2 separate regions of the Mus musculus genome follow, and region 2 is linked to region 1. Evidence: chromatin loops called from intact Hi-C (ENCODE). Cell type or tissue: left cerebral cortex. All regions are shown on one strand.

What was found. Peaks named below come from ENCODE experiments on the same cell type or tissue, not always from the same donor. Only the 100,000 strongest peaks of a DNase experiment are listed, where the experiment ranks them.
Region 2: it touches region 1 in a loop (4-fold over the local background); 3 of 42 quality-filtered maps call a loop at or near these places.

The regions. Positions count from the first base shown.
Region 1 is chr8:102,785,767-102,793,766 of GRCm38, reverse strand. No RefSeq gene overlaps it. Among named protein-coding and RNA genes, the nearest start is that of Cdh11, 4.7 kb to the right of the region's middle. In left cerebral cortex, a CTCF peak has its summit at 3,267; DNase peaks (open chromatin) are centred at 3,275, 5,247, 6,983 and 7,581; H3K4me3 peaks cover 1,243 bases; H3K27ac peaks cover 1,462 bases.
Region 2 is chr8:104,045,238-104,053,237 of GRCm38, reverse strand. No RefSeq gene overlaps it. Among named protein-coding and RNA genes, the nearest start is that of Gm39236, 11 kb to the left of the region's middle. In left cerebral cortex, CTCF peaks have their summits at 973 (motif pointing right), 2,104 (motif pointing right) and 4,067; DNase peaks (open chromatin) are centred at 3,363, 3,850, 4,498, 5,006 and 5 more places; H3K27ac peaks cover 3,015 bases.

The DNA of each region.
Region 1 (8,000 bases):
TTATTAAGTGAGGAGTGAATTGCGTTTTACAGCTCAGAACTGAGGTGACTCAAAATGGACAGTCTGTTCCAGAATACCATTTCCAAGAAGAAAGCCCTTAAGCCACCTTTGGTGTAAAAGGACTCCAGTTTTTTGGTTCACCTTATGTTACAAGGAAACACCACTATGACTCGGCCTTGAGCCAGAGACAGCCAAGGCAGCTGGGAGAGGGAAAGATGTACAGCATCTAGATCAAATATGGAAATACTAACCTGTCATGCTGAGTGAATTCAACCACCCGAAGTCTAGAACATTAAGAACGATTAAGGATGATTTCTGCCTTTCTTTTCCCAGTACTGAATGAAAGGTCATGAAAATTGGAACACACATCTCCATGGGACTCGCTGTTGTCCAAATTGTAGTCTATTTGCAAAGCAAGCGAGTCTCAAACTTGAATACATTTCCAATGATTCTCCTGGAGAGCAAACACATTTGAATGCTTCTATTCAGGGGTTTTAAAAGGGATGTAAATGTATGCACATATGAACATGGAAATAGCCTTCTGCGAGGTGTCTCAGTAAACCACTTTCCCAGCCCATACAGCAAACAAAGTGGAGTCAAAAAGCGGCTGCAGACTTGTCATCATGCTTACCTGTATACTTGAATTTGGGGAATCCATACACTCTAGGAAAGTTGCCTATAACCCATCATTTTGTAAATTGGATTATCTTTTTAAAACCAGTAAGGGAGGTAGCTATTTTAACTAGCTTCTGAATGCAAACTTGGAAAATCGAAGGCTCTGGTTCTTTATTTTTACTTTTATTTTTTTGTAATGTGAATAATTGGCATCCTTACATTCACTTTGTCAACAAGGGACATTCGTGCCATGCTTAGATTCAAGGAGGTGATCCATCTGCTTTAGGGTTGAGGACTCATTCATTCGGATAGCATTATTTATGCATTTAGTATTCATGAATTCATTCTACAAATATTTACTGAGTGCCTACCATATGCCCAGCCCTGTGTCGGATGCTCAAGTTATAGGAGTGAACAAGGGAGGGTATGTATTTTGCCCTCCTGAAGCTTGTATCTTAGTAGGGTAAGACAACCAACACAAATAAGTCACACACACACACACACACACACACACACACACACACACACACACACACACATCAGACACAGTGCTATTTCTACTAGATACATCTGTTATAGATGGGGATACATTTGTTGAAATGGATAGGAAATGAAGGTCAGAGGTCTTTGGAGTGATGAGTGGGTGCTGCTGCTGCTGAGAGTCAGGGGCAAATCCCATTAAGTGGGCAAGTACTAATAGAGGAAAGAAATAACAGATGGATGAACTGTAAGCAACAGATCAGAGTGTCTTGACGTTGGATTACTTGTCCTCAAATGATAGCAGAGAGACAAATAGGTTATCAAGTAGCAACGGGGATCTGCAAGGTAAACAAGGGCTGCTCATTTCTACATAGCAGAAAAAGGAGGCTTGTGTGAGACAGTTACACTTAGCATCCTTGTGGCGGTCAGGAAACTCAATGCCTTCAAGCCCACAGATTTCTGCATGGAAATGGGGCCATTTTCACATGCATCTCCATGTGTATTTGGTCTTCCTTACTGCACAGCTGCCTTCTAGCTGATATACATTCTCTGTTTCTTTCTTAAAGTTTTGAAAATTTATTTGTGTGTGTGTGTGTGTGTGTGTGTGTGTGTGTGTGTGTGTGTGTGTGTGCATTCATGAGTGTGTATGTGTATGGAGGTCTGAGGAAAGCCCGCAGAAGTCAGAGTTCTAGCCATCCGTGTGTGAGTCTGGGGAGACTGAATCTGAATCTCAGGCTTGCTGGCAACCTCAATTTCAGAGTCATCTTGCTGCCTCTCTTCTCTTTCTGCCTCTCTCTCTCTCTCTCTCTCTCTCTCTCTCTCTCTCTCTCTCTCTCTCTCTCTCTCTCTCTCTGTTGTTCACCTGTTTATCATGGTCTCTTCAATGACATTTATTTACCTATGAGGCACTGTGCTTCAGGATCTGATCTATTTCTCCTCTCTTCTTCCAACTCTTTATCATAGCAAGACTGAAGATCATCACCAAGTTCTCCCTTGAAAGGCGGGCTAATGGGACAGACACCTTGAGAACCAAATACGTACAGACTGGAGCCCCAGCTCTCCTGTTTACCAACTGGAGTCACCTGGCCACTGCATGCAATTCCATCTCACAGCTCTCTCATCTGTAAAATAGGGATGGTAATATAGGCTTTAAAAGAATGTTTTGAGGATTGTTAGTTTTATATATAAATGCTTCTGGAATATCAAACAGGCTGAATAAAACCTAGCGGTTATTGTTATTACATTATTTTTTTCAGCTTGCCCTCTCCCTTTCCATCATGAACCTTGATTAAAAGTGAGGACATTGTTATAGCGATTTGAAGTGAAGCTGAATGCTTCTTCGGTCATTTGTCTCTAATATTTTGGAGAATTGTATTTGTGTCTATGAGAACCCACGGACCTGAAAACCCAAGATGGCCCTGAGGGGGAATGAGGGAAAGCTGCTTCTGCCTCTTGGAGTAGGCATCAGCTGCTCTAACATGTCCTACTCCTCTGCAAGGAAATGATTCCTCACTCAACTCTGAAGTTTCTCCCACCACAAAACAACAACAACAACAAAAACCATATTCCATTTTCCCATTGTTTTAACTATCTGTCTGGTCCTGTAGTATGTTCTGGCCAACAGGGTATAAGTTAAAAGAGAAAGTCTCCGGTACTGGACCTCACTACTCAGGAGCCTTGTATATTCCCACTCCATGGTGTCTTATATGGTTTACTTCACTGTGAGAATATGAGCAGCGTAATCTCGGAAGGATGAAAAGAAATTCAGAAAGACAAACTGAGTTTTCACAGGCCAACTAACTCTAGACCTAACAACCCAACAAACTCACAGATAAGATAGTAAATTTTATTTTAAGACACTGAGTATGGGAATCATTTGTGGTATAATATTAGCATGGTACTATTTAGCTAATACCCTGGGCTTAATCCACTCAGAAATACTAGCTCATTCAAAAACACTCACTGGCTCATTTTCTTTTGTATGTATCAGACACTGAGCTAGCTTCGAGGAATGGTGGATATTAATAATATGGACATCATCATTTCCCTTAGGGTAGGCTAGAAGTAAGATATAAAAATATTACCTATAGATTTATGAAGGAGGCATTATTTCCTATGAGCAGCTGCCTGCAGTCTTAGTTTACGGAAGACAGTGACCTGCTTGCTCCTAGTGGCAGAAAGGAGAATTGCGCCTCTGAGATTCTTTGCATTTAGTGAAGAGGAAAGAAAACTTTTAACTTAAAAATGTCAGCTCTGTAAGAATCAACCGCTATGAAGAACAAGCTGCATTTATGTGGGGAGGCAAGCAGGGGCTATTCCAAAAGCTGTTGCCTATCTGTGGAAAATGTTCTTCTAGCTGGGCTGTCTTGTCTGACCTCAATGGGAAAGGATGTACCTAGCCAGGCAGAGACTTGATGTGTAAGGTTGGGAGTGGTGGTGTGGGTGGTATCCAGTTGGGGAGCCTCACCCGCCCAAAGGAAAAGGGAATGATGGGAAGGATTGTGGGAGGGATGACCTGGAGAGGGGCAGTGAGCTCACACTCACTGTAAAGTGAATTAAAAAAATATATATTTATGCCCCCTGCACCCTACCCCCACCATACCCCAGAGCTCAACTTCGATAAGCTTTCAAAGTTATAGGGCCTGAGGCTCAGAGAAATGCTTGTCCAGTGTGACTTGAGGGACTTGTGTCAGACATAGAATGCACCCAGAGCCTGTTTATTTCTGATGTTGTCACTGCAAACTGTAATGTTAGAACAGCTTTCAACAGTTGTAGTATTCTAGGCTGAGATTCCTATTGCTGATTCTCACAATTTTAATCTGTAATTATAACATGTATTCTTCTAAATCAGATAAACCAGAGCACCATGATCAAGTGTTATAAAATGATAATAATTGATAGCTCTCACTCTTGGAATCTTTGTTCTATGCTCAACATTTACTATTTCTGAAAGAGTAGACAGCAAATCTCAACAGCAATTGAGGTTCAGGTAATAGTTCCATTTTGCAGACCTGGAAGCCACATTTGGGGATAGGTAACAGACTGCTCAAAATCATGCAACCATTGAGAGATTGCTGCGTAGGGGTATCCTCTGAGGTAACATTCTGTCCTTAGGAGAAGCTCTTAAAAGGTGAAGCATTTTATCCTCCATAGAAATCCATTAAGCTCAGCAAAGAAACAATTCGATAACTTCAGGAAATCCCTGAGACTGACCAGATTCACTCATCGTCCCCTTTTCCAAGTTCATATAATCAGCTGTATAAACTGTTGGGAGACAGTTTTGGAGAAGCCAGGCTGTGTGGAAGAGACACTATGATCTAAGTGTAAGTCATGTAGCAGGCTTCAGAGGTCTTTGGTGGGTCGTGCTAGTCTAGGCTTTTGGTGATGGAGATATTTTGGAGGTATTTCTGCTCCTGGAAGTAAACCTGACAGACTAACAAGTTCACCAAGTTGGACTATGGTGGTATCCTGACTTTGCTGTGGAATGACTTAATGTTTGTTCAATTCTTTCCAGAAATTTGACACGACAGGGACAGAGATGACAGGGACAGAGATGGGATTCTGACACAGCTAAAAAGACATGTGACTCTTTACAGTTTTGATTCTTTCTTGAGAGTTGACACAACATGGTGTTCTCATTCCATCTTTCTCCCTTCACTGCCTTGGGAGGGAATGCACGTATGGAAGCTAAGTCAGTCTGAGGAAATCTACTCTCTGTTTGGATTTTGCCTTACTTGCAAGGTCTTTTACCAAAAGGCCTACTAGAAGAAAAATTTCTAGAAGATCTGGGGACCCTGGGGCTTCTGGCTAGAAATGAAGAATCGCCACCTAGGCCCTGGGTATCTTCAGAGTTAGAGGAAAGGCACATCAAAGGGACCGGGTCCCTTTGATGAGGGAAAGACATGAAATTATCAGCTCTGCTAAACAGATAAAGACAGAGACTAGAGGAAGCTCATTTGGGCTTCCTCGGGTTTGCATTGGGAGGCATAGACAACCTTGAACCATAGTTTTCAACCCCCCTGTAAAGCAAAGCAAAAACACCAAAGAAAATAAGCAGCAGAACTTGGTAGCTGCCTGGGGGAACTTGAGGAGTTACTTCTCTCTCTCTTTTTTTCTCTTTATTCTTTTTCCTTTTACAATCTGAGCTGAAATCACACATTGCTCCACCCAAGTGCTTAATATGGATTTGGAAGATAGATCCTAACATCATCATAAAAAGAAGAAAAATCCTTTCTGAAATGCACGCTGTACGCTGTGTAGGTGTGCTCGCAGAGTCAAGCGCAAGAATGTCTGAGTCCCTAGGAATTAATCTCTTATGAGCACTACGGGGTAGGTAGGGATGAGGCTTAGAGCACTACGGGGTAGGGATGAGGGTTAAGTACTCTAACATGTATAAGGTTCTCTAATGCAGCTCGTAAGAACCAGACTTGAAGAAAATAAGTTTTTCCACTTATTTTCTCTCTTCAAATGCCTTGCAAGAAGTTCCCCCTGTGGGGTTTAGTCGTGGGTCACGGAATGGCCCGCTCATCGTCCTGAAAGAAATGCCTGTTCCTGTTAATGATCATCTGAGATGTTTTAGCAAATCTGTACAACCATCATTGCTGTTTGATTTACAGCGTTTCTGAGCAGAAACTGCTTTCAATCCACTTCAAAATAGCCAGTTCCTGTTTGTAACCTCAACCCCGGGGCAACCACTGCTATGCCGTCCACATCTGTAAACTTGCCTTTTCTAGACATTACATATGAGTGGAATAATGTGTCGTATTGCATGTGGCTTTTAGCATATTTCTGAGGTTCCTCCGTGATGTGACAAGTGTCTTGATCCCTCTCCTTTCTCTTGCTGAATAATATTCCATTGAATGGATACATCACCTCTTACGTGCCCGCCTCATCTCTCCTTGGCTATTGTTTCCCATATACACTCCAATGGAACTAAAGCAGGTATGAACATTTCACGTGACTATTTTGGTGTGGCAGGTTTTTTGTTTTTCTTTTTCTGATTTTGAGAAGAACCTTGGTGTAGAATTGTGCAAAGACTGTTGATTCAAGTGTGCAGCGCCACTTGAAACCTACCAAGAGAAGTTCAGCTTCATTGTAAATATTCGATGATGTTATTGTTCATGAAGTGGATGGATAGTCTAAAGAACAAGTAATGTCACTTAGTGAACTCTGGACAGAAAGCAAACGCGATGCCCAGCTCAAGTCCCATCACAAGTAAACAGGCTCAGACTGGGCTACACCTCGAACTGGAGTCCATGAGCCTATCCTCCACGGTGCTCTCCTCACTGCAGGCTCCAGCAAGAGGTTACATGGATGTTAGCTGTAGGTTTTGCTCGTTCCCTTCATGCAGCGCGGTAAAGATTGGAAAATCCAGGAGCTGTCATAAATGCCAGGGTTAGTGGGACACTTTCCGTTCGTTCCTCCCTCCCTGTAACTTCACTTGTTATGTGGGAATGATTAGGTAGCAGCCCCTCTGTTCTTTTACAGTGGGGACTTCCGGTGGTGGTTTGGAACGTGCCCAAAGTTTTAGGGCTTAGATCCGACTTCAGATGAAAGGACAGAGCCAAAGAAATCAAGAAGAAAGAGAAAACCTAACCCAATGGTGGTAGAAGGGGCTTAGGTCCCTGCACCAAGATGAGCAGGTAGAAAGCTCAGCTAGCAGTCTCCAGACAAGTACCGGATTCCCCCCACCACCACCTCCCCCCCCCCCCTGCTTGCTAGTCTTCCCCCCACACCCCTCCGGCGCCCAGCAGCTGCTACCAGCGGCGGCGTGTGTTGTGGCGGTGGCGGTGGGAGGCCTGGAACTTTGGGCACGATCCGGAATGAGGGAAGAGGGAAGCTGGGAGATGAGTGAAGTGGGTAGCTGAAAGCTTAGCGCCCCCTTTCCCCAAAAGAGTGGGCAGTTTAAAGGCCACGTCCACACGGAGTGACAGGCGCTTCCTTTCCAACAGTATGGTTACTGTGGGTGGGGGGTAGGGGCGGCACCCAGTGTCACAGGGACCTGGAGATGCTGCGGAAAACGCAAGCACAGGGCAGATATTCCAGCGGTCTTGTCTGCGCCTTGGTTCCTGATCTCATTTCCAGGAGCCCGACGGGGACCGTTGATCTGTGAGAGTTCCGGGTCCCCAGGACTGGTGGCTAAGTGCTTTGGTGGTGGGATTCAGCCACCATTTGTTCTCCCTGGGTTCTCAAGTGCCCTTCCCATGCGCTTTGGGTCCTGGCGCTCTCTTCCATTGGTGGCCTCTTTTCTTTTTTTAACTTCTGATTCCTGTTAAACTCCCCCTTTAGGTCTTCCTGCTTCTGCTGCATAGTCCAGCTTTTGTCCCTTGTCATTTTATTGTTCTTTTCCTGAGGTCGCCACTCCCAAGCCACCGCGACTTTCCTCAAAAAATCCCTTTTTATCCTTCGCCCATTGGAAACTCTACTTCTGCTCTTTCTAACATCTTCCAGACTGGAAACTTGTCCTAATCCAAGGTCCCCACTGAAGCATGGATCCTTAGTTCCCAGTCACGGTGCGGGTCCCCACGCTGCTCTAGGTAGGAAGAGCGCCCCGCCCCGCCCAGTCCCTGGCGCTTTTTTTTTTTTTTTTTGAAGATCCAGTTCTTCTGCCCAGACACTGTAAAGTGGACAGGAATCAGGTTGGGGTATCCTTTGCTGGGTTCTCGTGAGAAAGATATAAACAGGGGGCTGAGTCAGGGTGCGGGTATTCTTCACGTAGGCCCATCCTCTGGTCGAATGGCATTCTCTTTGGGGCCTTGAGGGGCTCTGTGGTGTCCATTCTGGGAGGCAACAAGTGAAACTGCCGGATGGGGGTGTTGCTTGTAATTGGCTGGAACAGAAGCTAGAGACTCTGTCCTGGTGGGGCTGACCCTAAAGAAGGCTTTGCATGTAGGGTAGAACAACAT
Region 2 (8,000 bases), 1.3 Mb before region 1:
TGCCGGGGATCACAAATTAATTAGTGTAGTTTGTGGAGGAGGAGGCCCTTCCAATATGTTTGATGGTGTTAAGCCAGGTCTAGGTGTCTAGTGACTCAGCAGAGGGCTGAGCCCCACCATCATCAGTAGGAGGCAATGCTCTTAGTCTACATAAGGGACCCAGGTAGTCTGGCAGGTTGGGTGGGGCTCAGTCTCCAAGAATTCCATGCTGGGAAATTGTGCTGTACCCTAATCAGGTTTGTCAGTTTGCTGGTTTATCCAGAGCTGGGATGCCTGCTGCACATCTCAAAACTCCCAAAGGAATCCCCGGGCCACATCCATCTGTTATCCTCTTGAAGCCCCCCTCCCTCCCCGGAGCCTAGAAATCCATAAATGATAATGTCATGTCCCAGGGCAGTGGTTGAGAGCCACTAACACTGCGACCCTTTAGTTCCTTATGTTGTGATGAATCCCAACCGTAAATGGATCCCATTACTACTTCACAACTGTGATTTTGCTACTGCGATGAATCATAAGGTAAATATCTGATATGCAGGATATCTGATGTGCAACTCCTGTGAAATGATCTTTCAACACCCAAAGCAGATAGCAACTCACAGGTTGGAAACTGTTGTCCTAGGGGGTCATGTGTCTTCCCTAAATATTCTGGCCTTGCATCGTCCCTATGGGGGAGTGAATAGCAGCTACAACCTGCCTTGTTTATTCCAGTCCTCCTTGATGCCAGGTTGGCAGAGCTATCCTCCTGCCTCACTAAAGGACCTTGGACAAACAGCTTTGAATCATCCACACTTACGGTATGTTTTCCCCAAGTTTCTGGTACTGAGAACGTCTTCACACATATTAGTTATATCACTTAAAAGCCTTGGTGCACTTTGCAGGAGACATTGCTGCTCCCATCACATGTAGTATAATTAATTAATTTTTATTTTATGCGCATGAGTACTTAACTTGCATGCATACCTGTGCACTGAATGTGTGACTAGTACCTGCAAAGGCCAGAAGGGGGCATGGAATCCCCTGGAACTGGAGCTACAGATGGTCGTGAGATGTTATGTGAATTCTGGGAGCTGAACCTAAGTCGTCTGCAAGAGACCTCCTCTAACCACTGAACCATCTCTCCGGGAGCATTGTAAGATACAGAGAGGAAGATTTTTCAGGGAACATCTCTCCTGTTCTCAACTGCTCCTGCAAAGGACACAAGGCTCAGCGCCCCCCCCCCTCCCTCCTTGCAGGGCCTTAGGGAGAGTTCCCTGTGCCTATTTTAGCAAAGATTTTGTTGCCTCCAGTTAAGTGAACATCACCCTCCAGCTGGTTTCCTGGCAGTCAAGGAGTTGAGACTCCAAAAGCAATTTCTCCCCAAGGAGCTGTTTTATGGGTCATTCCTGCAGAAGACTCAGCCTCCCTGGGCAGTTAAGACTTCGAAGGAGATTTCTTCCCTTGGAGATGTTTTAGGGGTCATTCTTACAGAAGACACACCCTCCCTGGGCATCCTGCCTGGTGTGATGCCCTGGACCTGGGAGAAGGGAGCAGAGGGCAAGCCCAATCAGGGCAGAGCTGTGGGCAGTGCGACACCCAGACCGGTGAATAGTGCTAGGACTGCCTGGAGGTAAGCATTGTTATTGCAACCGGGCATACTTTTCCTCTTCTCTCCAAGACGAAAGTAGGCAGAAAACTTAGGTAAGTGCCTTAATAAGAGGGCTGTCACAGGCTCAACAATAGCTATTAAAAACTACCAATTATTTACATACGGGGGAGGACTTTTAGGTGCACTTTTCAAGCCCACATGGCGTGGATAGCAGAGTTAATTTCCTGCTCTTGGACTGTACTTAAACATTGGTTACCAAGGGCACTAGGGAGTTAAAGATCCCTCACAAGCATTCAGACTTCAAGCTAATGGAATTTCCACGGGCCTCCGAGGCACTGCGAAGATTCTGCACTCAGCACAGAGGCGGGCTTTTCAGGTGTCTGACCCAGAAGCCAAGCTCAGGAGATCTCAGGAATGCCCTGAGGTGTGCTGGATAGAGGGGACCTGACCTTGTTTTTTTCCCAGCCTGGAACTTCCCATTCAGAACATTTGCAGTGGATGTCGATTCCTTTGACGGTCACTAGGGGGAGCCAGGGCTCTCAGCAAAGGCTTCTCTTCTGCTGCTTAAATCTAGCCCAAGGAGGTTGTTCAGCATTCGGGATTCTCTTCTCTCTTCCTTTCTTTTTTCACTTCCTTTTGAGACAAGGTCTCTATACGTAGCCCACGCTGGCCTTGGACTTGCGGTCTCCCTTCCTCAGGCTCTTGAGCACAGCCATTATAAATGGGCACCGCCACTCTTGGCTAGTATCCGGGATCCTAAAAGCTCTGTTGGCATAGGGACAGCGTGGATGGTGACTGACCTGGAAGAGTGTTCACATAATCTCTTCCAGGAAAACTTCTAGAGGATTCTCACCCCCACCACCCATCTATGACACCCCTGGCTTTCCTAAGCCCCCATGTGATTTCCCTGGGCACTGACATGGCCTCTCTAGGAAGAAGGAAGCCAAAGACAGGGTCTACTTGTTCTTTCTCTTCTTAATCTTCCTCCCAACATCACCTCTTTTATTACACTTTTCCTATGTTCGGGGGTTGTTCCATGTTCTGGGTTTGTAGGAGCTGGAGGATGGTGGACGTGAGCCACGGAAATGATGAGTTGGAGACACGGGGATTTGATTAAAGCCTGGAACATTTGCGGAAACATGGAATATGGAAAATAAAATCCCATTTGGTGAGCAGGTCTTTTTAATTATGGCTCCACATGGAGCAGCCAACGTGCTGTTCTGTTAATGCAGCCTGCTGGGTGGGGGGCTCACATGTAAGATGGGGTCGGTACCCCCAGTTACCCACAACCCTGTGTGGGGAGCCACATAGAGCAATGGGAGAGAGGTTTTCTTATCTGCATCACCCACAGCTCTTGTCCCCAGATGAGACAATGCATCCTTGTTTTTCTTCCAGTGCTCCACACAAGCCCAGTTAGGCTGTTGGCATGTACCGCCCCTCTTGGTCTGTCATTGGACAGTGGATTCCATCAGAGTGAGGATGGAGGGCTGTCTAAGCAGCCTGCAGCTTGTCACTTCTCAGGGAGTGGTTTGGGCTTCTCCATCGATGATGGTCTCATTCATGTGGGTAAGGACTTAGATATGATTTTCAACTGTGGGGATTGGTACTGGCCACGGGGACTTACGGGTCACTCTGAGGAAGAACTGGCCCATGAAGCAGGTGGCACAGGGCTCTGGGATGAACATTGAGCCCTGGAGACGACTAAGTTGCAGGACAGACTGAGGTACCATTTTCTTCAGGTGGCCCAAATGCTGCTACAGTTAAGTAATTAGGAGGAATTGCCAGAAGCCAGATTCAGTGTTTGCAGCACTGGATCACGGATGAGAAAGGGATACTTTGAGAGCTCCACCATCATGTTGGTGATGTAATGGCCAGTGTCCATGGACTCTTCAGCTTTGCCCTGCCCACCTGCTCTTCCGCCCCCACCCCTGTCCCCTACCCCCCTTGAATAGAGATCGAGTAGGATCTGGGCTTGGCCCTGCATCTTCAGCAGGCAGCAGTCTTCCATTTGGTTTAACTCGCTGTTTTCTCTCCCGGCTGCTACTGAGAAGGTTTTCATACGCTGCACAAAGATATATATGATTTTCTTTAAATATATTTTAAGAATTAAACACGAATTGAGTCATTCTAAAGAAGAATAGTAAGCAATCAACAGCACTGGTGGTATGGATGCGAATGTGCCCCAAATCCCAGTGTTGTTCACGAAGGGTGGGAGGCATGTTGGGAGCAGTCTATGGAGATTTCAGTTCTGACTCACACACTGGGGGCGAGGGGCCTTGGATCTCTCGGAACTTAAGTTTCCACATCTATAAACGAGGCTAAAAATGACCTAGGTGGGTATCCAGGAGGAACCAGTGAGGTAATGCTCACTAAATACTTGTACATCACTAAAAGTTAGATTGCAGCTAAGGTGGGTGGAGACTGTAGGGGAGAGAAGCAGTTTTTCTTATCCCCAGTAGAGGAAGGGTGCATGGCTCTAGGTCATGAAGGGAGGAAGGACGTCCCTTGTGGAGTATTCAGGAAGGGGCCAGGGAATATGTGCAGGGCCCATGGGATGAGGCAGAAGAGCCCTTCTCACCTCTACCCCTGATTGGCCACCTGAGTTCTCCTTCTAAGATTTTAGACTTAATGTTCATAATAAAATCCTGGCTATGTTAACTTTGGAGGCTCCTAGTATGGAGGGCTGGGCTCTCTGCTGGGTGTTCAGTAATAATATGCTAGTGAGAATGTTTACAGCTGATGAGAATTGTAACCATCACCCAACTGGAAGGAAAGAGGACCGTGCCTGAAAAATAACGAGTGGCTCTCTCCTCTGCTCATTCATTCATTCACCACATATTGATCGAGTAGCAGGTGTTAGTGTTATAGCCTTCTCTGAAACCGGGAGCTCTTCCCTCTCTGAGACAAGCCTAATTTTAGTCCTTTAAACTCAGAAAAAGGCAGAAATTCCAGGGACTTTGTCATTTGGATGTGTGTGCAAGAAGTCTGTGGTTCTTTGCTTTTTAAGTATTTACGTGGCATTCAGTTCTCCCCTTCTTCCTCTCTCCCTCCCCTCTCTGTCTCTGTCTGAATGTTTGTCAGTCTCTCTTGCTCTCTCTCTCTTACGCACACGCGCACACACACACACACACACACACACAGAATATAATGCATCCATCTATCTATGCAGATTATTGGATTATTAGCCTTGCTAGTCTATTGGGGGTTAAATTTAGAGCCTCACCCATGCAAGCGAACACCAAACCACTGAGGTGTTCTTCCGGTCTTGCTCTGTTTCCTCAGAAATTAAGCAGGAGAGAACAAACACCCGAAGCTCAGGCTTAGGCACATTTCCTGGCTGCTCTGATACTGAGGAGCTAGCTCCTTCCAGAGACAGACTTTTCTCACCTCCCACATGAGGCTGGCTTAGCTTCCACATGGTTCTCCGCATTCCCACAATGCTCATCTCTAAGCTTCCATGCATACTGCTCCCCTTGTCTGGAGACTTCTGTCTTCCTCAGCATCAGAGACATCTGTCCTCCTTTATGTAGCTGTCCCCAGACTTTCCAGCCTTTTTTGTTCTGGTATTCCCACATTCCACATTCCAGATCACCGCCTGGGATTGGAGATCTGTTCCATGAACACTTAGACTCCCATTTAGACTCGGCTTTAGTCCTGAGCCTGGGAGGCAACTCATGGCAACACGTCTAGTTTTAAGACCCACATTTGCAGAAAACTCTTTTATGCATGAAGGTCAAGTCCAACTTGAGCAGGTGAGCTCTCTATGATCTCATTCATAGCTCATAAGAGGCATGCACTAAATATATGAGAAGGCGTTCAACATCATTAGCCATCTAGGAAATGCAAAGTCAAACTACATCAGAGAGCCCTTCTCACTCCATTCAGAATGGTTATCACGAAAAGAAAATCAAACAATAATGAATACTGGCGAGGATGCCTGTGTGTGGGGTGGGATGGGGAATATAAACTAGTCACTATGGAAACAGTATGGAGGCTCCTTAATTAGAGATAGGACCACCGGATAATCTCACATACTGCCCCTGGGCACATAAGTCAGCATACAATAGAGATCCCCACACATCCATGTTTACTATGGCCAGATTGTGGAATCAGCATATGTGACCAGTAACAGATGAATGGCTAAAGAAAACCTGGAACTAATACACAATGTGGTTTTATTAATTTATAATGAGCAATGGAATTGTGTAATTATTAGGAAAAAGGGTTATAACTGGAGATCATAATGTTATGTGAAATAGGCAAGTCATAAAGACAAGGAGGGCATATTTCCCCTCATATATGAAAGCTGTAATCAGAAGGAACAGTAAACCATAAAGCAGGAGGGAGACAACTTGGGAAGAGGAAGGGAACTGGAATATGAAGTGGAGGAGGGATAGGGGACGAGAGCAGGGGATGGAGGGGAGAGAAAGTACATGACATTCATGTGTGTAAATGTTATACTGAATACACACTAATTTAAAGCAGAATTTAAAAGACATCCCTAGGCTTACACAGCAGGGAGAAATAAAAAGGACAAGGATTTGAATATTATGGTCTAGTCCTTTGTTCATCACTGGCACAGTGCTAGGCTCAGGGGGAGCTGAGGAAGGAGTCCTCTGAATGCAAGCTGCCCCTGCGATGGATTGAACGTGGAGACCTGTCTCATGGGCTTTAAGGGAGTGTAGACATGTCTAATTGTGGCTTCTGCTGCTGGCTGCGTTCTCTCTCTCTCTCTCTCTCTCTCTCTCTCTCTCTCTGTCTTTCTACAAAGCCCCTCTGACAACTCTACCACATGCTTTTGCTGCTCGGCGCTGTCCCTCCCACACTTAAACTCCAAAGCATTTATTTTGCTTTGTTTTATTCCCCAAAGGCTCTGAGATGACTTACAAGAAAACATTTGATAAGAGTCATAATAAAATATAAATAAGAACAGCGAGGGAAGACACTCTTCACACTAGGACGATGCATTTCCCGGATCCTGTGACCCTTCTGAACCACACTTCCCTCCATTGCTCAATCCTTGGGTGCAGAGAGGTCTCACAGTCACACGATCTAAGGACAACACACAGCAGCCTCCTGCTCCGTGTGCCTCCTGCAGCTTCCAGGTAAAGACGCAAGGCTTCCCCAGGGTCCTTGTGCATGCACGATCAGCAGGTTCCTTCCCAATCAAAGCCACTAATTTGGAAGGCGAGTCACCTTCAGCTTTTCTTAAAGCTCCCTGTCTCCCCTTCTTGATCAGCCTCCTCCTGGTGAGCTGGCTCTGCCTGCTCGCCTTAATCCAGTGGCTTTGCAGGCACAATAAGAATGTTATGCAGAGGGACAATGTCAAAGCCATTGAGGACAGAGCTGAAGCACGTGCCAGAGCTTCATGCCAGGCACTGGGAAGTGTTCCTCATAGGACCCAGAGTGTGGGCTGCAGAGCCACAGGGCTACCAGTCCACCCCATTCTCACAGATGCCTCAAGGCCATCAACCACTGAGCCAGTTGCCTTGCTTTAGAAGGTTGGGTTATTTGGAAGCCCAAATATTTTCCTCCTGGGAACCCCTCTGAAGGATGAAGACGCTGAGCAGTGGAGATGCCAAGTTATGCTTGTTAGGTGATAATGAGATGTGGGAATCTGGAGGGAGCTGGCTTGAGCTCAGAGGTCATCATGGTGACATCTCTCTCCTCTGTTAAGTGAGTGACCTGCAGCTCCATTGGTAGAGGTGGTTTACCCAGGACGTGTGTGATTGTGTGTGATTTTGCAGGGCCTGGGGCCTGTATATCAGTGGACTTGGTCACTAGACTAGAGGAGACCATTTTGATGGATGGTCTATTATACCTTGGAGGACTGGGGTTAGGGAATCTGTAATGGTTTGTATATGCTCGGCCTAAGGAGTGGCGCTATTAGAAGGTGTGGCCCTGTTCCAATAGGTGTGACCTTTTTGAAGTAGGCGTGGCACTGTGGGTGTGAGCTTTAAGACCTTCATCCTAGCTGCCTGGAGGTCAGTATTCTGCTGGCAGCCTTCAGGTGAAGATGTAGAACTCTCAGCTCGACCTGCACCATGCCTGCCTGGATGCTGCCATGTTCCTGCCTTCATGACAATGGACTGAAACTCTGAACCTGTAAGCTAGCCCCAATTAAATGTTATCCTTGTAAGAGTTGCTGTGGTCACGGTATCTGTTCACAGCAGTAAAACCCTAACTAAGGCAGAATCCCAAAGGAGGAGTCTTGGAAAGGGTCATGTTCAACTTCAGCATTGCTCTTGATCAGCTCTGTGGCCTTTGACATTCTGGATCGTCAGGCATTTGGAGGAGGACTGTGACATTGAGCTCGACACACATGGGATTTGCAGAAAAGGTCCAGCCCCACTAGGAATCTTCTCTCTATCTCTCACCTAAGGTAGGTAATCTATAAACAGCAGAAAACTTCTCC